Linked DNA regions of Homo sapiens: region 2 is linked to region 1. Evidence: chromatin loops called from intact Hi-C (ENCODE). Cell type or tissue: heart right ventricle. All regions are shown on one strand. Links, peaks and the distances in the headings refer to the core of each region. The heading gives the core; the rest is flanking DNA. Region 1 has its middle 180 kb from the start of MIR1244-2. Region 2 overlaps LINC02147 (long intergenic non-protein coding RNA 2147).

Region 1 (12,679 bases), core at 4,105-9,104:
GCTTTCCACTCTGTTTATCTCTGCTGAATGTAAATGCAGTTTAATAAGCATTTTGAGTGTCTACTATATAGAAGGCCATGGATATTAAAAGATGAGAAAGTCATGTTCTCAGCCTTCAAGGGGTTTCTGGTCCAGGCAAATAGATGCAATAAAAGGAATTAAATTTAGGGTGATGAAAAAGTTCTGGAGATGAATAGTGGTGATTGCTGCACAATAGTATGAATGTACTTGAGGCCACTGTACTATGCACCAGAAAATGGTTGAGATGGTAGATTTTATGTTATGTATATTTTATCACACACACAAAAAGAAGGAATTAGAAACTCTCTCCTCTCCTTCTTCTGTCAGAGAAAGATGAATCAAAATAAATCAAGTGGCACCAGCACCATTCCTTGGGCAAGAGAATTAGAAGCCAATGTGTGTGTTTTTCCCATTTGGGATGCTGTCAGGTCTAGGCAGATGGTAAACACTCAAAGGCATCTCAGCACCATCACAGGCTGCGTATTGTTCCTGAAGGACAAAGTCAGAGTCATGCCAGGGGGTAATGTTCTTTCCTGGAAATGTACTGACTACAGTGTCTCTGAGGAAAATTAACTAATGATTTTGAAAAGTGTACCCTCTTTAGAGATGACCCAGTAAAGGCAGCTGCTGGGCTTCAGCTCCCACAGAAGGGCAGGGCCAGCTTCCTGGGCATGAGACCAGTGCAGTCACACAGGATGCCATGCTGAGAAGGGCTCCTGTTTAGGGCTCTGCTGCCACTATCTCAAAATTGTTAATAATTTTTTTAACAAGAGGTTTAACATTATCATTTTACACCAGGCCCAGAAAATTAGGTAGGTAGCAAGTCCTGCAGAGGTGGAAGGACACAGCCCCTTTCTGTCCAGAGCCTTCATGAAGGGCAGAGAAGGGTAATGCTCAGAAGGATGCAGCCTCAGACATTTTGCAACATAGGAGAAGCCAAAAGAAACCCAGAGAGAGAAATCTCCCATGGAAGGGAATAGAGTTGTCTTCTAGACCAAGACACCAAAAAATGGGATTGCATAATGTGTGTGTGTGTGTGTGTGTGTGTGTGTGTGCGTGTCTGTGTGTGTGTGTCTGTGTGGCAGGGTATGAGCCCAGTCAGGGGTACAGGCAGCATCCACATCACTAATTTGAAATGCCTTCCCTTAGGAAGTTCCCAGTTAACTAGAACTTTGACCTCTATAAAACCTTTCTTAGAATACTCAAACCTTCAAAAAAGATCTTATATACTGACATTAAAGTAAGTCATGTGGGTCTGGTGAAGGCTAATGGAGCTTTCCTTCTGAGCTCCGGTGTAGAAAGGCATTGTTGCTGACCTTCCTGTCTACTCACACTCCAGGCCTGCAAGAGGCCTTCTGCAGTAATGGAGACTCCCTAATGTAGGAGGGACCCAAGACGCTCCGAACTTCATGACTCACCCATCCCATGTGACGATTTCCCCATAAGAAGAAGGAAGGACTCTAAGACCCCCAGTGTTGTGTTGACATATAGATTATGGCATTATTATACAGTATAATTATGATTTCTTCTTGTGCTGTTTGAAATTTTTTATCATAGATATTTGTGAATGGCTTATTGAACCCTGTCAACTCACTGGGATATAAAGGTGACTTTTTTTGGCAGTAGCTATTCCTAGATGTCTTATATAAGTAATGCCTTCCTTCATATAATCTTGACCCAGTTCCATAAGTTTTAAGACACTCTGACTTATACAAACAGTACCCTTTCTGTTTCCATGATTTAGTCCTATTTATTTAAAAAACTTCAGTAACACATCTGATTCAAATCTCTTCTCTCTACTCCCACCCCAGCCCCAAGCATACGCAAGAGCTTTGATTTTACTCCTCTGAAGTGGAGGGTTTGACTTCCACACCTCTCCTCTCCTCTTCCTCTACCCACTGTTGCTTGCTACCCTGTCAGGGTGTGGCTGAGGGAGCAAGAAAGGAACAAAAACTACCCTCCTGACTGGGCCGGTCTTGACTGATTTGTTGCAGTCTTGCCTTAGTTTGGTAGTATTAATTGCTGTTTTCACTCATTGTATATACACTCAGGGCAGTTGGTATGGATGGCTGGTTACTCCAACATGGCCCACTGGTAAAAAGCTCACTACCCACATCTGATTTTCCCCAATTCCCTGGCAAAGCAGACATCCCAAAAAGAAATAAAAATGATAGTTACCCTTTTGGAAGGTTGCCCTCCCAACCCTTTTTTTTTTTTAATGGAAATTCTTTCAGGACCTCCTCTTATCCTTGGGGAAAGAAAGCATCTTCTCTCCAAAATGTGAGTGAGGGGATAGACTTTCTTCTTGTGTTGACAGTGTGGAAGGAGGGTGGTTGGTTGTAGAGCTGGTTTCTGTATTTGTTTCCATCTTAAGCCTGAGGAGTGGTAGCTGAACCACCTGTTGGCTTTGCTTTGAACTAAAAATGTGGGATTTAGCCATTATTCTGGTACAATCTGACAGCTTATTTGTTAACACTTGTATTTTCTTTATTAAAAATAAAAAATTATAATAACATATGGCCTATGAAAATATGGTATAGGTATACACAGAGAACACTTTCATAGAACAGCAAAGGGCTACTTCCCCAATCCTACAAAAGGAAGGATCATGAACAATTTGCTAAAGAAGAGAAAGTCTTACCTAAATCATAATCGGAAAGTAGAAATTATCCTACTGGAAATGAAGAGGTAGAGGAAGGTTAATCAACCTTGGCAATATTGACATTTGGGCCAGATAATTCTTTGTTATGGAAGGGTGACATTCTTGGACTCTATGCACTATGTGCCAGTAGCACCCCTCCCCAAGTTATGACAAACAAAAATGTCTGCAGATGTTGCCAACTGTCTCTTCAAGGGACAAAATTGTCCCTGGTTGAAAATCACTGGGGTAGAGTTTTATAGGTAGAGGAAAAAATTGTAACCAAAGGCACCAGGTATGGAACAGCATGATATTTCTGAAAACTACACATAGTTCTATATTACTCAAGTACAAAGTGCAATGCCGGGCATAATGGGAGATAGCAATGACAAATATGGAAGCCTGATAATGGAACATCTGGTCGGGATTGCAGATGTTATGGAATGGCATCCCTATGGTGATGGTAAGTCTCAGAAAGGGAATGACACAGTCAGATTTGAATTTCAGACAGATGGTAAGAGGATATGGGAAGAGTAAGACTTTTGGCAGCTGGACCACTCAGGAGCTATGTCAGAAATCAAGATAGAGATGAGAAAATGCACCTGAACTGGAGGAGTGGAAGGAGGGACAGGGAGGGGCTGAATTGTATGTAGGAAGCCTGGGTGGATGGTCCCACAGCTGAAGAAAAGAGAAGACAGAAGGATGGGCTTTCACCTTCCTTGCTGGGAAGAAAAAAGTTTGGAAGGGTTGAGTTGTGGGTGTCTTCTTGTTGGTTAGTTTAAGAACTTAGCCTATGGAAATCTATTTCATCTTCATAGTTTTCTGAATTTTCCAATTCAGAATTCAAATTTTCTGGGAATTCAAATGACAAAGACACTTAGATTTTGATCCCTATCACCTTAGGTAATTTATTCAACACACAAAGCATCACAAACAACTCAGCTGTGCTTTGTCAAAACAGAATTCCTCATTTCAAATGCCATTGTGACAATACTTGAACATTGGTCAAACTACCAATGAAAAGTTGTCATGGTTTTGATATTATCTCTGGAGGGCAATTAAAAAAAAAAAAACATGGGAGGGCCAACGTACCATAAGGAGAAGGATGTGGGTCCTTTCAAAGAAGCTGATACAAAAGGCTTTGCCCTAGGTTGGCACTTTATCCTAGAGAACATGGCTACAACCTCCCTTTGATACATTACAAATTAATTCCAATGGAAACTGATTTCTGAACAGGAAAATTATGGAACAATGGTATAGATATAAAAGCAAAGCAATGTTGTTGTAGAATAGATGAGCAAACATCATCAGCATTTTTAATGCCCTACACAGGGTGAATCTTTTATAAAGAGATTTGTCTCCTAAATAAACTTCATGGTAAGCAACCCAGAAAGTTAAGTTCCCTTATTAGCCTCTTTTTCTGTTCTTCTCAATGGCCCAGATCTTTTAAAGTGATAAGCAGCAGTTGATAAACAGCAGCTAAGGGAGGACAGGAAATGGGCAGAATTCAGCTCTAGTGACATAAATCTCCACATGCAAATCCCAATCCTGGATATGTGGCTACAACAGTGCCCCCAAATGACACAGAAAAGCATTTGTCTGATTTCTTTATTTAAGTATATTTTTCATGTGTTACCATTATAAACACATAAAAAAGGATTTCATTTCCTACTTGACATATTCATTCCCAATGATTTGCATGTCCAAGTGAAGATCTGAAAACTCTCCAAACAACCCACAATAACATGAGAGGAGGAAGGAAATGAAGAAGGTAGGGGTTGAGGAGGGGTTCGGGGTTAAGAGCAATCTGCATTTCTTTTTATGTTCCGTACTTGTTTAACAGGCTATAATCAATATCACTACTGATTTTGTTCCAGCTAAGTTGCAAGCACAGCTGGTTTCAGCACTAGGAAAACTGACTACCAGATTAAAATATTATGTATAAGTTAATGTAAGAGTGCCTATATTTCTTAGGCATCTCTTAGTTAATGGCATCTGTGTTTCATTCTTGGTTGCCCATTGCAAATTGCTTCACTTTTCTATATAAGATAGTCCTAATCAGTAAAATGGGAATAATGTAGCCAGCACCATTCTGTGAGTATAGGCAGCATCTGATATTAAATTTGACCCCTTTATAAATACCTCTAGAGCAAAGGCAAAGTATGGTCCAAGGACCAGTGGCATCAACCTCATCTGGAAATCTACTAGAAATTCTGAATGACAAGCCCCACATGAGATTTTTGAAATGAATCAGAAATTGCATTTCAACAAGACACTTAAGTAATACTGATGGATCAAGGACCACGCTTTGAGTAGCAGTGCCCTAGAACCATGCTGCTGATCTGCAAAGTGTTCCTAGTCCATTACTAGATGAGTACAGAATTTGGGTGTAAGGAATTAAAACATTTATAGTCATTTGACCTTGTGGTCACATCCAAAGCACATACACAGTGAAGACTCATCTCCTTCGATAGGAATGGACCCGGGGAGGCTTCAGGCCTGATGTGGTCAGTTGGATGTGACACAAGTTGCTATCAGTCATGGACAACAGAACTACACATCGTCATGATGGATTTTTTAAAGGAAATGAAAGAGGGAAAGTAGCCTATCACAGTGTCTGAAAAGCACTACTCTAGAGCATGGGTCAGCAAATTTTTTCTATAAAGGGACAGATAATAAATCTCTTAAGCTCTGTAAGTCATAAGGCCTCTGTCACAACCATTCAGCTTCATCACTGTAAAATGGCAATGGGCCATATGTAAGGAAATGTGCATGACTGTGTTTCAATAAAACTTTACTTATCAAAATAGGTAGAGGGTCAGATTTGGCCCATGTCCTGTGCTGACTCCTAATTTAGAGGACCAGCGTTAGCCAAATACAATGCCACCAGAAGATTATGCTGAATCCACTTGATCCAATACAAACCCTTACCTTTAAGAACTAAGAAGGAGATAACACACCCATCCCCCATCCCCTACTTTTGTCAGTGATTTTCCCTACTTGCAGTGGCCATAGCAGAAACAGAAGCTTCTCTGCTCCTTGTGTTCCTGTAATAGTGGGAAATCAGCCAGGACGAGGCCAAACACACGTGGACAACCCTCAGCTACTATCCTAGCAAAACAAGAGGATGAAAAAGGAAATGTCCATAATGGAGAAGGAAAAAAATTAATTCTCCCTTTTTCTAGTTCAGGGTTCTGCAAACTATGGCCCATAAGTCAAATCCAGCCTGCTGCCTATTTTTGTGAAGAAAGTTTTATTAGAACAAAGCTATACCCATTCATCTATATATCACCCATGGCTACTTTTGAGCTAAAGTGGCAGAGTTGGGTAGCCGCAACTGAGACCTTATGGCCTGCAGAGCCTAAAATATTTATTATTTGGGTCTTTACAGAAAAGTTTGCCACCTCTGCTGTCGTTCCTCATGCCATGACTGGTAGCCCCTTGTTCTAGAGAGCTACCAACAAATGGATAAGATGTAGGTTTCTATGTTACCATTAATAGGACTGTTGCCAACTGCTTCCACTGGAAAAATCTTCCTCTGCTAAACAAACCGACACAGAAAGGGAGGCTTCTTGCTGAGTTTCTCTCAAGTTTCTTAATGGCTTTCAAGTTCCTTTTAAGTAGGTTATTTTACTGTTAAAAACTATATAGACAGAGTTACTTATTTATGAGGCAGTCTATTAGTCATGTAAAGGCAGGAATAACTTGGTGCCTTTTTACATTAAACTCATACAAAGAATATTAAAAGCCTTGACAAGCTAAAAGCTTGGCAGGGCAGACAACATCAACCTTGCATCTAGACCTCTGGAACAGTCCCAAAGTGGGTGAAGGGAGCAGGGAGAACAGTTGCCAAACAAACGGGGTCTCTTTTTTCCCAGAGAATTCAAGACTGTTTTTGTCAAAGCTTCAAAGAATAGAAAGCATATTAAATACATGGAGCAAACTTCAACAAACAAAACCTTCCGGCCTTTGAATTCATTGTAAGTAACACTCCTAACACGGCAAGAAAGTAGGCTGTGACGGTTTGGGTGAAAGCAGAAATCCACAAAAAAAGCTCTGTGTAACATGGTGTTAACAAAACACAGTTGTTTCACTTTAGAGAGTTGGAAAGAAGCAAGTGCTGTATCATTGACCAAATCTTCTGCAGTGGCTCCTTATAAATACTACTAGTGCCACCTTCTGGTCATCTGATTCTATGGCAGGCCTCCTGTCACAAGGCCTCACTTTCCCCAATCCAGCAAATGATGTGTATTGTACAATCATGGACTCCTACAAAAGAGATCTGCAGGGTTCTCTAGAGGTCGTTACAGATTACAGACCGCCCAGACCAAGCTGCACTTTTAAGATTTCATATACTTCAAGACAATGGTTTAGCCTCACTGGAAAAACCACGAACATTTCCACTCCTAATTCTTGGCTCCAAAAGCTTGAGAACTCTCTGTCAGCAAGAGAAATACAACTATGCAACTGAGATTTCACTCCCTCCCAGCTCTCCTCACATCCCCAGAGACAGCCAGGCAAAGGGCAAGTCACTGGAGAAGACAAGAAGTAAGTCACTATTTGGAGCCACTTTCCCCAGACAAGGAGGAAAGGAAGCCCAACACCACTCAGAATTTGGACCATGTTTCTTTAGCCAGGATGCCATGCCCGCCCTGGGAGTATTTTGGGGGCCAAAGAATGGTAGGAAAGCTTGTTGCTCTTCTGTTTTGTAACTCTTGCTGCAGAAATTTGATTAAATAAATAAGCAGAGGAAGCACCCAAAAACTGCTGGGCAAAGCCCTCCTACACAACGCAAGTATACAACCGACCTTATTCCTCCCAGAACAGGACCTCTCTATCCTCCCTGTCTTCAGGTTCAGTCTCACACATTGGATCGACAGAAGAGCAGGACTCAGCTGAGAGGCTTTGAGGAGGAAGACCAGGAAGGGAAGGCTTAAAGCATGACAGGGAGGTACAGCCCAGTGGGAAATACAGAAGGGCCTCAGGGGAAAGGGAGTTTAGCTTTCTCCACCTTGACAGAAATGCAGTCCTAGCCTCCCTGTGCTAAATCCTTTTGCTTCTGATTTGAAAAACATTCAGCTTCCTGAAAAGAAAAAGCTATCAGAGGCCTTTTCTTAATCCATCTTGCACATCCTCAGAGTTGATGTCAACAAGCCACAAAGGGAGTTCCTACCAGTCCTCCCTGGGCTGAGTAATGAGGGCAATGAGACAGGGCTAGTATGGTCCCGGATCCCCAGGGGAGGGAGCGGAAGGATGTTCATGGGGATCCTCTGGGCTCTGTCAGGAAGAGGGAGATCCTCTGAGGAGACAAGGCATTTGTCTCAACGAAAAATGGTTGTACTGGGGGTAAATGTCATACTTAATTAAGCCAACCAATGATAAAGGAAGCAAGCTGCCATCTCTTTGGAGTGTTTGAAAAACAGTATTTGGGCTTAGAAGATATTGTTATGATTTATAATTATAGCTTCAATTTATTGACAGACACTGTTTTCTTAAATCAGATTGGCATTTGTTACCTCTGTTTTACTGATAATGAAACTCAGAAATGTTCAAGGTCAAAGGGAACAGGGAAAAGAAAACCTAGCACTGTCTCCAAAGCCTGTACTCTGTCCACTCTGCTCCATGCCCCCCTTCTTTAGAGCAGGTGGTTTTCTCTCACAATATAAAGTCTAAAAATGAGCACCTGTATTGAGTTGTCTGCATTTCTGGAACAAAGAACCTGAAACATGGATTTCCACACTGGGAGAATTGCAGAAGTGTTCCTGTGGACAACTGACTCCTGACCTGTAAACTCCCAACTGAAACGGACCACGGGCTTAGGAGCTGGCTTTAGCAACAGCTCTTCTTGCAGCCAGAATAAAGCCACAGTAGCTATCCTCTGCCAAGAGTCTTAGTTCAAGCTGCATAGATTGGGTGGGTTATAAACAACAGAAATTTATTTCTTGCAGTTCTGGAAGCTAGAAATCTGAGATCAGGGTGCCAGCATGGTGAAGGGCCTCTTCCAGGTTGCAGACTGCTGACTTCTCATTGTATCCTTACATAGAAGAAACAGGGCAAGAGAGTTACCTGAAGTTCTTTTTATAATGACACTAATCTTGCTCATGAGTGCTGTACTCTCATGACCTAATTACCTCCCAAAGTCCCCATCTCCTAATACACTGCAGGTTACAATTTCAATGTGTAATTTTAGGAGGACACAAATATTCAGCCCATTGTACCAAGTTAGCGGGCTGAAAATGCACTGCTCATCTCAGCCCCACACAGTCATCATCTCATTGCCATCTTTTTCTGTGTCCTTCACTTTTTACCTGGACTTCACTAGGGTGAGAGAAGAGGTCATGATCTATAACAGGTAGTTGTTTTACCCTTGTCCCTGATACACAGTGTTATCAGCCACAGTTTTTCTACAGCAGACACCAGCAGCTCGATGATCCAGACAGATAAGAAACATCTCCACAGTGACCAGAGAAGACTCCAAAGACAGCACAAACACCCAGACAATAACTCATTACCATACACTGGCATCCTTGAGTCTGCCCTCGCTGATACCCATATAGCGCCTTAGGGAGCAGAAAGTGGAGGGGCAAATCCTTGGGAAAAAAAAAAGAAATATCCTTTTCTTGTAAGAAGTTTGAACCTTGAATTTAAATGAATACTTATCTGAAAGACACTTGAGCTAACCCAACAGAGTCTATTTAAAAACCAAAGAGGCCAAGTTATCAAGATACCAAGAACTGACAAGTTTTCGATTGATTTTTTTCTTGCTACTGAATGGAATATGGGATTGAGGACAAAATGAGAGCACTTATAAGAAATAAAGGATACTACCTTTTTATTTTGCATATTTAAGTTGTAATGTATAAATGTTGTCCGATTTTTACGTGTGTGTTTGTACGCATGTTTTATGTGAAATAGCTCCTTTTTGACAAGGTCAATCTGGATTTCAGTAAGGCATTTTTTTTTACGTTTCCCATCATGTCTTTGAGGACAAGATGGAGCAATGCAGGCCAGTTGGTAAAACACTTATGTGAACTCTCGTGCTGCCTATATTTTGTTCCTCTTTGGACACCAAATTTTCAGGGAGACATTAGCAAAGTGGATTTCCTGTAAGAGAATAACTGGTTTAATGAAGAATCTGGTAATCCGATCGAAGAAGGAATGGATATTTTATCTTGGAAAAATGAAGACTCTGGGTGAAGTAGGGTAAAGGGTATGCATCCGTGATAAAGTGGAATGAGTATCTCTGGGAGGCAACCAAGGTTCAAATCATGAATTTTTCTTTACTACAAAATGTCCTCCCCATACACTGTATGTATTATAACTCTATGGTTCTCCACAATATCTACAGGGCAGGTGAGCAGTGCAGGCTGCTGGGAGACACAGAGCCAGAGCTAGAGAAAAGGGGGTAGATAGCAAATGTAGGAAATGTGGGAGAAGAATCAGCAGCCCCAGGGAGGAGTTAATAGTCACAAAGTAAGTCCATATTCCACATATGCTATCTCTGGTGCAAGTCCAAATGGAAGGCAATAGGGTTCTATCACAAAGAAGTACAGAGAATGTGGCTTCAGAATGGTCAAGTGGGGCAGAGATGGTAAGACAGCCAAATCTGGTGCAGGGCTGTATCCAGGGAAATCAGTCCAGGAGATGGTGGCAATGGTCATAAACAGGCCCAACCCCTAGATATGAACCCAGAAGGAACACAGCTGGAAACCAATACCCAGCCATCCTGGTGATAAGGGAGATATCCATATCCCAAACACCGTACTAACAGAGCAAGACAGGGAGAAAGCCCATGAAGAAGGGGATTAGTCTGCCTCAGGGGAAATACAGAAAGCTGCCCCCTTGCTAGGCCTATTGGACCATGGACTTGCCTGAAATTCCAACTTAGTATGATAATTCCCTTGACTTAAATGTAAATGGACCTTAAGTCTTTCTTACCATAATGCCTGTAATCTCAGGAAAAATAGTTTATTAAACCATTTCAATGTATTAACACCTTAATGAGGCTAAGTTCCAGTAGTGGCACTCATTTCCAGTAGTGGCAGCTAGCTGGGATCCAAGTAGATTAGGAATCTGCTTTGTTTAGCTTAGATGACTGGCTGGGAGGGCCAAACGAGGGCATTATGCACTGCCTAGGGCGAGAAGACCTTTGCAGGCAGAGCAGAGCAAAAAGGAGCCCAGACTGCTGAGTGGCCTGAGAATCCTAGGTATCTGGGAGCCAGGACAGGTGGAGGATGAAGCCCAGGAAACAGGAGATTGGTAACAGAAGGGAATGTGTGAGGGCCCTGAAGGCAAACCTCATCTACATGACAGTTCAACTGAGAGCCAGGCCCACCCACTGCTGCTGTATTTCACATCTTTCTGACAACAGCAAAATGCACATGCATTCACTCAGCAAATTTATTCGATCATTTGAAAAATTGTTCTTAACAGAATAGCTGAAAGAAACCACTTGTTCATTCATGAAACATAGTCTCCAAGATTAGACAGCTTTTCTTGAGGTCCTTAAAACTAAAAAGTACACATTTGCCTTTTGCAAAATGCAAGGGCCAAACTCCCTCCACCTATTTTTCATACTCAGGACCCAGAAAGTAACTAGAAAATAAGGGGATGGAGGCAGATATCCAGCAAGCCAAACTAAATGCTCCAAAGTCAGTGTATTAAACATATGCACTGGAATTACATGTAAATCACTCAAGTTTTCCTTATCTTAAAAATATAAAACAACAGGGAAGCCCAGGAATCTCTTCAAATTAGGTATACTGATTGTTTTAAGAAGTAACAGTTATAAGACAAAAATAGAAAATATCATAAACCAAGTAGAAAGCTAACAACCTAGGGTCTTCGGTACAGAAGGAAAGAGCTCTAGTTGTATCAAAATCTTGAGGACATTGGAAGATTAAAGTTCACATTTCAGGCTCAGTTATTTAAAAAAGAATGAGATTAAATGATTGTAGGAATACTTACCTCCATTTAAGCCTAACAACCTTTACTATCTGCATCCCATATTGGTGCCCTTCTAGTAACTGAAATTATTTGGTGTCTTAGATTGTATCCCTGGACGGGCTAGAGTTAATAAAGTTAGGCCGGGGGCGGTGGCTCACGCCTATAATCTCAGCACTTTGGAGGCCGAGGCGGGCAGATCACGAGGTCAGGAAATCGAGACCATCCTGGCTAACACGGTAAAACTCCGTCTCTACTAAAAATACAAAAAAATTAGCCGGGCGTGGTGGGGGGCACCTGTTGTCCCAGCTACTCAAGAGGCTGAGGCAGGAGAATGGCATGAACCCGGGGGGCGGAGCTTGCAGTGAGCCGAGATCGTGCCACTGCACTCCAGCCTCAGTGACAGAGTAAGACTCTGTCTCAAATAAATAAATAAATAAATAAAAATAAAGTTAAACAATTACTTAACCCAAGTCCTGGACTGATGAGAGGCAAATAAGGTGCTATACTCAGAAAAAAAATAAGGAAAGGTTTAATATGCTATGCAAGTTCAGCTATGAATAAGACACAAGTATCTCTCAACAAATATGAAGAAAGAGAGTTTGTTGGCTGGGCGAGGTGGCTCACATCTGTAATCCCAAAACTTTGGGAGGCTGAGGCAGGAAGACTGCTTGAGCTCAGGTGTTCAAGACCAGTCTGAACAAGATGGCAAGACCCTGTTGTTACAAAAAAAAAAAAAAAAAAAAAAAATTAGCCAAGTGTGGTGGTGTGCATCTGTAGTCTCAGCTACTTGGGAGGCTGAGGCTGGAGGATAACTGGAGCCCAGGAGTTCAAGGCTGCAATGAGCCATGTTTGCACCACTACACTCCAGCATGGCTGACAGAGTGAGATCCTGTCTCAAACAATAATAATAATAATAATAATAATAATTTGCTGTAGAAATAATATGGTACAAAAAGATTCCAGAGGAAAAGGACTGGAATCACCAAACTGACCTAACTACAACAATCCCTCACTTTGAAGCCAAGGAGTAGAGTGCAGAGTGTGAGAGCACAGAAGCTCCTGACCAAATCCTGT
Region 2 (12,679 bases), core at 2,774-7,773, 920 kb before region 1:
AATGATCTGTTTGTTCAATTTGCTGTTGCTTTTTTCTCTTTTTGCATTTCAACATATGAATGAGTACATCACAAATTACTTAGTCTGTTGGTACTAGACTTTGGTTGTTTCCGTTGTTTTGCAATTGTTAATGCCGTTATGAGTATTTTACATGCCTTTTTGTGTACATATACATGTACACCACATATCTATCTATGTATACATACATACATACATTCTTATTGGGTATATTCCAAGAGTGAAATTGTTGTGTCATATGATAGACATGTATTGAGTATGACACATTTCTTACAAATGTCTAGCATATGCACTTTTTTTTTTTTTTTTTTTTAGTGGAGAAAGCTGTTTTAGGAAGAAAAAAAATCCATGCGATTTTATAGAATTTTACTCATATAACTGTGGATTTGTGGTAAATTTCCTCATGGAAAACATAGCTTTTGCCATTGGCTTACCTATCACTGTCTCAGAAAGTAAATTGACTTAAAAAACTACATAGTAAATTAAGTATATATTTTCCTATGTGAAAGATTGATAAATGATTCTGACATATAATGCAGTGCCTGATACACAGTAAGCATTCACTAAAAGTATGTGCTTTGCCAAGGAAGATACACAGATGGCGAATAAGCATGTGAGATGAAGTACACCACCATATATCATCAGGGAATTTCACATTTAAACAACAATGAGACACCACTGCACACTTAGTAGAATGGCTGGAGTTCAAAACAGTGACAACATTAAATGCTGGCAAGAAGGTGCAGCAGCAGGAACTCTGATTCATTGCTGATAAGGATGAAAAATGGTGCAGCTACTTTGGAAGACATGTTGGCAGTTTCTTAGAAACTAAATATATTCATATCGTATATTCCAGCAGTCATGCTCTTTGGTGTTTACTCAAACGAATAGAAAACTTATGTTTATACAAAAACCTAAACATGAATGTTTGTGGCAGGTTTATTAGTAATTGCCAAAACTTGGAGACAACCAAGATGTCCTTCAATAGATGAATGAGTAAACAAACTGTGGTATTTTCATACAATGGAATATTATACAATGATTTCAGGAAATAAACTATCAGGCTACCTAAAGATATGGGTGAATCTTAAAAAGCATAATGCTAAAGAAAGAAGGCAATCTGAGAACGTACATACTGTATGGTTCTAATCATATTATGTTCTGGAAAAGACAAAACTGTGGTAATGGTAAAAGCATCAGTGTCTTCCAGAGGTTCAGTAGAAGTGAAGGAGGGACAAATAGGTGAAGAACAAGAAACATTTAGGGCAGTAAAACTATTCTGTCTGATACAGTAATGATGGATACATGTCATTAAAATTTGCTAAAATTGATAGAACTGCACAACACAAAGAGTGAACCCTAATGTAAACTATGGACTTGAGTTTATCATGAGGTATCACTATCAGTTCATCAATTGTGACCAGTGTACCATACCCAATACAAGATGTAACGGTAAGAAAAGCTGTACGTGGATTCGGAGAGGAAGTATGTGAGAACTCTCCGTACTTGCCAATCAATTTTTCTGTAAACTAAAGTTGCTATAAATAATAAAGTCTACTAATTTTTTAAAAACGTGTTCTTGACCACATTTTCCTCAACTCCTAATGTTGTCCATTCAGGTGGAGTATCAAAGTACTGAACTCAGAGCCAGGACAAAGTAGAAGTAACATTTTTGATTTTTGTATATAACATTGTATTGGTCAGCTATCCCAATAATCCACTTTTAATTGAAGAACACTCGAGTTATTTTAAATATATATATATATATATATATTTTAAAAGGCAGTAAATATTTGGAGGACATTATTATTAGGGAATTCAACAGATGAAATTATTATGATATTTGAATGAATAACAATTATCTTCTGGATCTTAATCTTTTTAAAAGCCCATTTATATGGAAAATGAATCATAATAAGATGTTAAGCCCCAGGGAATATAACAGTTACCTTCTCTACACTTTAGAGTGCTTTCTCACACTTTAGTGCTTTCCACCTTGAAAACTTGTCAGAAATGTTCCTCATATTTCAGAGACAGTACATTTAAAAAATTAAACTCCATACTCTTCCAAGGTATCAGAAAGGTACATCCTGTTTAAATAGTCTCCCTGATGTATGTTTTTAGACTCTAAGTATATATTTGAATAAAAATCAGAATTAACTAATTAATGAAAAGAGAAAACCTTTGAAATGAGTCTGATTTTTTAATGCATCTGGCTCTCTATTTTTTCCTGCTCCCATTCTGAAAGAACTAACTTCCCATCAGTCTATACGTCAAAAACATAGTGTCCCTTTCACCATGTAATCTCAAAAGTGAAGGTTCATTAGTAAAAATCAAATAGAGTAGGTTGATGAAAATGTGGATGGTAAGGTTTTAGAAACAGGAAGAAAAACATTTTTTAAGTAATTTTGCTCTAGTAAGGAGCTTAGAAGTGGGGCTACTGAAGAGGAATGCAATGTCTAAAGAGGACTGTTTTGAGGTCAGATACCTAAGTATGCTGCTGAGACTGATACAGCAGAGACGGAAAATTGGATGGGAGAAATAGGGGGAGTGGTGGCGAGAAGTCCTTGAGTAGGTGAGAGGGGAGTAGCAGCGTTGGCCTAAAATGTGAGCAGGAACAATTCATCCAGAATAAGAGAATTGCATAGCAACATTTGCAGGCAAGTGGTTAGAGAAAGTATCAGGAAATTTCATATGTTTTCTAATTGCATCTCTTTTTCTCAGAAAAAAAAAATGGGAAGAGGGGTTAGCAAATAAGTGATGCTGGTAGAACACTCAGAGCTGGAAATTTGCAAAGAAGGGAAAGGTTAGAAAGTCTGACATAAGCCTGGGACAATAAATTGAGTGACAAAATACAGCAAGAAATGTATCCCATTGTGCATGCTGTTAGATTGCAGAGTATAATCATAGCATTAAATACCTGTTTTTGAATTCTAAGAAATAATATTTTTAAGTCATTAATTCTGAGAAATTGCTTATACAAATGAACAATGGCCGGAGCATTCATAACAATAGGTCTCTGACCCATGGTTTCTGCAGCAACCAGCCAAGGAAGCCAAACTACCATTTCTGCAGAATGGTCAGGGCTTGGTCAATGACTACCAGCTTCCAACTCAGAACAAACCAGAGAAAGCCAAATATGCTCCTAGAACCTATCACATAAGATTCTCCACCTTAGTGAGCTTGCTTCCAGCATGCCCATTTCAGTAACCTCCAATTGTAGTGTACCTGAAGCCTTCTAATTTTTTCACTATCATACTTTCCCATTCCCCTGCCTGCCTTGTAGTCTCCAACAAATGCAAATAATGGTGCTATCCCCATGTTATAATAGGCTCTGAATAAATAATCTGTTCTCATTTGTGTGGCCTACATTTTTTCCACATTAACTTTGATATTGTGTAAATATTGCCTTTCAAAAAACTATATACAGTATGTGTATCACTTCAGTAGAAAAAAAGTTAAACTACTTGGTATCCTTTAACAACAAAACTGGTGAGCTTATTGATTGTTTCCATTTTTCAACTACGTAGATGAGAACATAGTGTAGTGACAAGAGGATGTGGTGCAGGGTTGCCCCCAAAATGGGGCTTAGCCCAGGAGAGTTCTAGGCTTCACTAAGGAAAGAATTCAAAAGTAGGCAGACAATGAAAGCAAGTTTATCAGAGCAATAGTATATAGCAAAATGGCTGCTCCATAGACAGAACAAGGCTAACCCATAGGCAGAGGAGCCTAGAGTAGCCATATAAACCAAAATGACTCTCCATAGGCAAAGCAGGACTACCACATGGGCAGAGCAGCTCAGCAAAGCAGCAATGGCAGTTCTGAGAAGCAGCAGGAGCTTACAGCAACAGCAGCAGTTCAGAGGAGGACCAGCAGCTGCAGCAGCCTCCCCCACTGTGAATTGCTGCCTGACTATATTTATACCTACTCTAAATTATATGCTAATTAAGGGGCAGGTCACTCAGAATTTTCTAGAAAAGGGGCGAGGGAGTTCCTAGAAGCATATAAGGTGACTCCTAGGTCATTGCTGTGGCATTTGTAGAACGTCATGGTGTCGGTGGGAGTATCTTTATGCTAATGAGCAGTGAGGGCAAGTAGAGATCAGTTTCATCACCACCTGCTGATATAAAGAGTCTTCTCTGCTACATTCTATTTTGATCAGCAGGGTTATTTTCGGTGCTTAGAAAAAGTGTTGATGGTCTTCTACCTCAGATGGGCTTTGGAACAGGCATATGTAGTCTCAAGTCTTTGTTTCTTCATAAATCAGTTGAATCACTTTGGTAAAGTTATTTAACCTCTAATGCTACAGGTTTCTGATAAGTAAAATGGGGTAATACCTGTTATCTCAGATGACTTTTTGAGAAGAATATACAAAGTATGCATAACTCATGGGGCTTAGCAGACTTATAAAATAAATTATTTTCCTCTTGCAATTCTCCTCCTTCCCCTTGACCCATTCAATTACATTGAAAATGTGTTTATGTAAAAATAGCCCCAAAATAACAAGAACTTTTAAAAAAGGTTTTGTTTTCCAGTCCCAGCAGTCTGAAAACCACTGTGTCACTGGAGCAAATCTAAAAAGTAAAAAGGATTGTCTGTGTTTCACTAAGCCACCATTATTTGATTTGTTTTGTTCATAAAAGTTTACATGCTAGGAGATTTCTTCAATGATTTCTTTTTAAGGGAGCAAAATTTCTTTCTTCAATCACCATGTTCAGGTCAAAGTACCTTGTCATCTTTACTTCTGATAGTTCCAATATCTGCACAGTGCTGGGCACGAGGCTGAAGCCATTGTGTTCTGGATTGAAATATGTACAGAGAGATGAATAATTATACTTCCTCAATCTCCATATAGAATCTCAGAGCAAATTTCCAAACTCCTTTGAGAAAGAGTTCTGTTTAATTCAATGAAACAAGACAATTACCAGTAGGTGTAATTCTAGGAACTGAATAACTGGCTGAGAAGAGATTTACATAAGTAATTATTAAGAACAAAGTTCGTATATTAGTTCATCTAACTCTTCAGTTGTTAAGATATAAAAGTTGCTCTCTAGAACTTGGAAAAACTCATTAATTTATATCTAGCTTTCACAATTAGGTTAGCTTTGTACTTACAGAAGCTATATTTTCAGCATCTAAAACTTTCGTTTCACAGATCCAATTATACTTAATTAGATTTGTGAAAAGAAAAAACAGTTCTCATTTGTGTTCAATATATAAACTAAATTTCTATTATTTTTACATATCTTTCTAAATTCTGTTAATCTTTGTGTTAACTTACATTGTTATAGTTATAAAATTGGTACCTTTTAAAATGATGCTGATACTGTTTATATAGTATCATTACTTATTTCCTACAAGTGGTATAGAATATAAAATGTTAGAAGCTTTTATTAACACTAAAAGATAAATTTTTAATGAAAAGAATTCATTCAAATTGTATTTACAAAATATATTTTAGTGGGTTTTTACAAAATAAAGTTATATGAACCATCAACTTTGGATATCAATTCATATCTTTTTTTAAATATTAAAATGAAAATTGAAATCAGATTTGTTTCTTTTTTAAAAAATTCTACTTTAAATTCTGGGGTACATGTGCAGAACGGGCAGGTTTGTTACATAGGTATACATGTGTCACAGTGCTTTGCTGCACCCAGCAACCCGTCAGCTACATTAGGTATTTCTCCTAATGCTATCCCTCCCCTAGCCCCCCAATCCCCAACAGGCCCCAGTGTGTGATGTTCCCCTCCCTGTGTCTATGTGTTCTCATTGTTCAACTCCCACTTATGAGTGAGAACATACGGTGTTTGGTTTTCTGTTCTGGTGTTAGTTTGCTGAGCATGATGGTTTCCAGCTTCATCCATGTCCCTACAAAGGACATGAACTCATCCTTTTTCACAGCTGCATAGTATTCCATGGTGTATACGTGCCATATTTTCTTTATCCAGTCTATCATTGATGGGGATTTGGGTGGGTTCCAAGTCTTTGCTATTGTGAATAGTGCCGCAATAAACATACGTGTGCATGTGTCTTTATAGTAGAATGATTTATAATCCTTTGGGTATATACCCAGTAATGGGATTGCTGGGTCAAATGGTATTTCTAGTTCTAGATCCTTGAGGAATCACCACACTGTCTTCCGCAATGGTTAAACTAGTTTACATTCCCACCAACAGTGTAAAAGCATTCCTGTGTAAAAGCACATCCTCTCCAGCATCTGTTGTTTCTTGACTTTTTAATGATTGCCATTCTAACTGGTGTGGTATGGTACCTCATTGTGGTTTTGATTTGCATTTCTCTAATGACCAGTGATGATGAGATTTTCTTCATGTTTGTTGGCCTCATAAATGTATTCTTTTGAGAAGTGTCTGTTCATACCCTTCACCCACTTTTTGATAAGGTTGTTTGTTTTTTTCTTGTAAATGTGTTTAAGTACTTTGTAGATTCTGGATATTAGCCCTTTGTCAGATGGAGAGATTGAAAAAAATTTCTCCCATTTTGTAGGTTGCCTGTTTACTCTGATGATAGCTTCCTTTGCTGTGCTCTTTAGTTTTCTTAGATCCCATTTGTCAATTTTGGCTTCTGTTGCCATTGCTTTTGGTATTTTAGTAATGAAGTCTTTGCCCATGCCTTTGTCCTGGATGGTATTGCCTAGGTTTTCTTTTAGGGTTTTTATGGCTTTAGGTCTTATGTTTAAGTATTTAATCCAACTTGAGTTAATTTTTGTATAATGTGTAAGGAAGGGGTCCAGTTTCAGCTTTCTGCATATGGCTAGCCAGTTTTCCCAATGCCATTTATTAAATAGGGAATCCTTTCCCCATTGGTTGTTTTTGTCAGGTTTGTCAAAGATCAGATGGTTGAATTCTTTTTAAAACAAATTGCTATCAGTATAGTATATCAAAAATAATCATTGGCATAGAAAAATACAGAAATATTTTTTAGAAAATTTGTAGTTAATTGGAGCTACCAATGATGCATATACAAAAAACCATAATATAATCTAGAATTATTAGATGAAGGAAGTAGCTGGCAACCACCTAAGGGATAGGAGGCCAACAATGGCATCAACTTCTGATAAGCTAAGTGTAAATACAGAGAAATGTGAAGCTTCTCCTTGTTCACAAACTAACAAACCCCTCACAATAATTTTCTTCATAGACTGTGAAGATAACTAGCATGAACTTGATAATTTTGATAAATTTTAGCTAATACAAAAAAAATCTGAGATAAAATTTTTATTGAAGTAGGAAAAGTTATTGATATAGCATAAAATGTCGTGATTCTATCTTTACGTAAGCTATGTGGAAAGCACCTTAGAATACTGTTTTGTTGTGTGTGTTTGTTTTCCTTTTCCTTCCGCAAAGGCTGGAGACTGTTCAATAATGGACAAGCACCAACAGTAGGATTTAACAAGACACTCTGAAAGATGATCAAACTTGTACTGCAAACTTCAACCTTCTTAAAACAATAAGACAACACATCTATCATATGTCTTGTTCTGAGGAATCAAAGCCTGTTGCTGTAAAGGTGCTGTGGCTTCCTCACCATAACCTTTATTTATATCCTCCTTAGAACACATTTTCTCATTGAATAATCATTACCATGCAATCATTAATATCTTATTTGAAAATAATACAGAGTCATTTCTGTTGCAGTGAAGCACTGATTGGAATATTCTGAAGCTGAGGATAAGTAATACAAGGTTCATTTGGTTAGAAAGATGTTCATTATTCTTTGCTACCATTGCCTTCTGGCTGCTTGAAGATCAGGGCCTTGATCCAGTGTTTGCTTTTGCCTCCTGCATTTAGGGAATACTCCTGTGTTGTAAAGTCAGAATCAAGTAAGACGATTCACTAATAGTTGCAGATTTTCAGTTATTTTTCCAATTCATTTGAAGCATCCATAAATGTTTTTAAAACAAATTTAACAAGGTATTTTTGTGAGGTTGAACACTCTGCCCTGAAACATGTTGAATGGAGATAAAGACTGAAAAAGACAGTGTGATTCACAGGCTGTGTTGGGAAAATAAAGGTCCATTGATAAGTTTTTAAGGCGATAAATTGAGATGATTAATTTTAACACTCCATTCAATTGTTACTTAATTGGGCAATTTCAAAAATTTTCTTTAAAACTCAGTAAACTGCAAAGAGTTGAATTCTGTAATGAGCCAAAATGATATTCATGAAAACTGTGCTATGTTATTTGTGCACGATCTGCATAATAACCAGTACCAGAGCCACTCAACTTCTCTCAACAGTCATGGCTTAATGAGATAGTTATCCACTCCTAACTCCAAATGTTTCCTTTTTTTTGGTCTTATTCAATATCAGTAAGCATCTGTCAGAAATGCTTACAATTATATAGAAGCACTGCCTTCAGTTTTTCTCACTAGTACCAAAGTGACTTTAGCTGAGCTTCTTCTTGTTAGCTAGGAATTTGATCTGCCTTCCAGCAGCATTTTTGGAGACTGTATTAGTTTCTAGGACTGCTATGATAAAGTACCAAAACCTGGGTGGCTAAAAACAACTGAAATTTATTCTTACAAGGTACTGGAGGCTAGAAGTCCAAAATCAAGGTAATGCTCTCTCTGAAGGACTAGTTTTAGGGGAGAATCTGTTCTATGCCTTTCTCTTAGTTTCTAGTCTTGCTGCAATTCTTGTCAGCCCTTGGCTTGTAGAGGCATCACTCCAATCTCTGTTGCTGTCAACACACAGCATTCTTCTTTGTCTCTTCACATCTTCTCTCTGTGTGTCTTTCTGTGTCTCGTCTTGTGACACCAGTCATATTGGGTTAGCAGCCCTACTCCAGTATGACCTAATTTTAACTAATTGCATCTGCAATGACCCTATGTCCAAATAGGTTCTCATTCTGATGTACTAGGAGTTAGGACTTCAACATGTCTTTTTTAGCAGAAGGCAGGCAAGGAGACACATTCAATGCGTAATGGAGAAGAAGTTTTATGATGGAAATAGTACATGAAGTTCTTAGCTGCTCATTAGGCATTTAGTTCATGGTTGTTTTATGTTTCATATTGCTATATTAATATGTGGTATATGTTTATTCTCTACTTCATTTTACAGAGGATTGAACACAGCTTGAACAAACACACAATATAAGCGTGATTAAAGAAAACTTAAACAGAACTAAAGAATGCATAATATAAGTAAAATTAAGACAAGCAGGGAAAGAAGACAGTTTAGGAAAGGAGAGTACATTCCTGAACACAGAATTGGACAATTAGAGATCATAGTTCGAATTATAGCTTTACTGTGTACTAGCTGTATGAACATGGGCAACTTCCCTTTCTCATCTATCCTGATAATAATCTTACCTTGTATTCAACATAAAGCTTTTCATTCAGGATAAAAAACAATGAGGTGATTTTGTTAAGTTGCTTTGCCCTGTGCCTGACAAAAGCTGTGTGCCCTAAAAGATAGCACTTACTAATGTATTAACTTTGAAAAAAATAAATATACCAATAATTTTACTGTAAGGGGTTTCAAATTTGCCTTTAAGCTCCCTAGAAGCCAAAGCAAAAAGAGTTATATGATTAAGTAAATAATCATCACATTCATGTAAGAGCAAAGCCACTGGTTCCTTAAAGGAAGCCAAACTTTGCATTTATAATTTCCCAGAGATATTTCTCATCTAAGACATTCTATTGAGAATTCTGAATTATTAGTGAAAATGGTCCTAAGAAATGCAGTGTTGAATATTTTTAGTGCATGTGTCTTATAATATTCTCTGAGGAAATTTAAAGTACATGAAAAATACAAATCCCTGAAGATGTAAGATAGTTTTACTTAGGGTACATTGTATTTGATAGAAAGAATATATAGTTTTTAATCTTCCACAAATGCCACTTTTGTGACTCAACTTTTTTTAATTGAGTCTACATAAAATTTGAGTTCGAGGTGAGATGAGAATTTGCATATTACTTATCATGTTGACCCAGTGGCAGTACTCTTTAATTTATGTCATTTATTTTGCTCAACTAATATTTAAGTGCCAACTATACATCAGCTTTACTGAGTGTCCAGGAATTGATAATAAATAAAAATGGATAAGAATTTCTGTCTTCATGTTGTTTACTTTCCAGTGTAAGGAGGCAGGGAACAAAGCCTGAAATCCTGTTTCTCCATCCCCCACCTATTCTTCTGTGTCTAGCAGTCCAGTCAGACTAGTCTGTCATTTCAAAGCTTCTTAAACATCTGATGATGACTTCTTCCCTTTCATTAAAAATCAAAATTGTTAATTTTGTTTTCCTCATGACCTGAGAGAAAGTAGAATGTAGAAAGTGGCTGTTTGGTTGCTATGAGGTGGAGTTTTTAAGGATATTGAGGAAGATAAGAAAATCATCTGTTACTCTCTCATACCCAGTTGAATTTTCACCATAACAGGCTAGGATGCTAATCCAAATTACTCCCGACTACATACATCTATGCAACTATAAAATGAGAAATACTATTTTAAAGAATTTTGAGACTGTGTGTATAAATATATTAGCAAAAGTTTTAAAGGTTTTAAATAAGTGGCAGCAACAATGTTGAACTTTACTTGAGCCTTGTATTCCCAGAAAACAACAATGGTTGAGAAATTTCTCTACCTTTTATTCTCTGAAATCTATCTTCCTTTTTTTATTCTGAGAAATTACCAGAAAGGGCCACTCTGCCCTTGCATATTCTAAGACCCACCTGTGTGTGCCCTTCCTCATGGCTCTCCTCTTTCATAAAACCCCAATTTTCTGCCTTGAAAAAAGGTTTTCCTCATTAGTAACAATTCTCCCTATTGCAATAGCCTGTATAAAATCATCTCTTTAATTATCTCATGCATTATGTGTTTGACAACAATTATTTTTTTACTTTCATAAAGTCAATGCATACTTTTGCTTATGTAATTTAATTATGACATAGAATTAAACACGTAATGAACCACTCCTTTAGGAATATTATTTCATAAAGACTTAAAGAATATGCTCTATTTTTCTTCTTTTATAATTATGTTGACTAAGAGCAATGAACATATCTTTTAAAAGTCTTACAGAAAATACACACAAATGAGAATAGATTAGTTCTCTGCAGTTTTTTTTTACATCTGCTTTATGAGAAACATGTTTTTGGTGGTGAGAGTTTATTTATTGTATATTTAACCAACTATTGTGAAAGTCCTTAAAGTTTCATAAAAATATGTGTAGTTTTTTTCAGATAAAACTTTTGACCTGGAGAGTTCTTTTAACCCATTAGAGCGGTTAATCTTCTTTACCTAAGCCTGTGTCTATGCATAAATATTTTGATAGACTCTATTTGGGTAAATTTAGGGAGCCAGAAAGTTGTAATCCTCTAAAGAAATAGTGACATTTGTTTTCCATTGAACAGAAGAGTTCTTTTTTTCCATGCATTTTTAAAGGATTCTGCCCAATTTTAATATTAGAATATTCTGAAAACTGGCATTTATAGATATGGATTTTTTATTCTGAGTCCAATTATCAGTTTTTGCAGGATCAAAAACGTGCATGCCAAAAGACCTCTGGGAATTTTTATGTAAGTATTCAGGTATAACTGGAAACATCCACATGCACTGGGTAGTTTAAAATTAGCCATTTCCTCACAAGTTCTTGCTGCTTCTTTCAGTTCCGGAGGCTGTCAGGATTTACAGGATACCTTATTTACTTAGAATAATTCAAATACCTTTTCTTTTTTGTCCAAAAAGCAGGGAGAGAGTACCTACGCAAATAGTTAAAGTGAACAAAATTATGAGAGATATATTTACCTACTTAAGAAAATGAAGAGTTTTAAAACTCTTTGGAAGCAACTGTTTTATGCCATACATTTGCAATGTAAACAATGGGGAGCTATATATATCCAGGCCAATGTTGTGATACATTTATCAAGGCCATTCTTAGCTATTCATTAAAGCAAAACAAGGGACATTCTGCCAGTCAATTGTCCAGTGCTGGCTGCCACCTTCTCTTCACTGGGAAAAACAAACAACAGTAAAAATCCCAGCATTTATTTGAGGACATTGTGTAGAGTAATAATATCATTGAGTACATGTTTTGAATTTGCTTTGGAACAAATTGATTTATTACTACAACAATTTAGCTTTGTGATTCCTATTACCCATTAACTGCTTTAAATAAGAAAACTTTTTTTCAAATAAGATAAACTTACCCAAAGCAGGAAAATCCAAAGGAAGATTATTTGATCCCAAATTTATATTTTTCTGACTCTAATTTTACTCATCTTCTTTGGCTATCAATGAGAAAATGGAAGAATTTCTTCCATTAGCTTGTCTTGTTCTTGAATTTCTTCCAGTTAGTCTTGTTCTACTGTCTTAGTTGGTACTATAGCAGTGGGTTGTTCAAATATAGTGCTTTCTGAAATGTGAAATACCGAAAATTAGTCTGGCAATGTGCTGCTTGGAAGGAACATATGCTGCACCGTCTGGCAACATGTGGCATAGTCACATAGGGCAGAAACACTGCATACTCTGTTTACTTGTTGGAGACCCACAGTGCACTTTCTTATACTGAAGGTTCTGATAAGTCTTGCAATAAGCATGTTTAATATTATTTTAAAGTGTTCAATGTTTATGATCAAATAAATTTATGTAATTCTAAACTAATATATTAAAGGGCTTCATATAACAAACTAGATAT

Evidence for each region. Hi-C counts contacts between places; a loop is a spot of excess contacts. Peaks named below come from ENCODE experiments on the same cell type or tissue, not always from the same donor. Only the 100,000 strongest peaks of a DNase experiment are listed, where the experiment ranks them.
Region 2: a loop joins it to region 1, with 4 times the contacts of the local background. A loop is called at or near these places in 1 of 110 quality-filtered maps.

Annotation. Positions count from the first base shown.
Region 1 is chr5:118,785,386-118,798,064 of GRCh38, forward strand. No RefSeq gene overlaps it. Among named protein-coding and RNA genes, the nearest start is that of MIR1244-2, 180 kb to the right of the region's middle. In heart right ventricle, for the core only: CTCF peaks have their summits at 6,846 (motif pointing left) and 7,064; no DNase peak of the experiment used is centred there; H3K4me3 peaks cover 478 bases; H3K27ac peaks cover 602 bases.
Region 2 is chr5:117,869,148-117,881,826 of GRCh38, forward strand. All of the region lies in intron 1 of LINC02147 (long intergenic non-protein coding RNA 2147), which reads left to right. Among named protein-coding and RNA genes, the nearest start is that of LINC02147, 150 kb to the left of the region's middle. In heart right ventricle, for the core only: no CTCF peak of the experiment used is centred there; no DNase peak of the experiment used is centred there.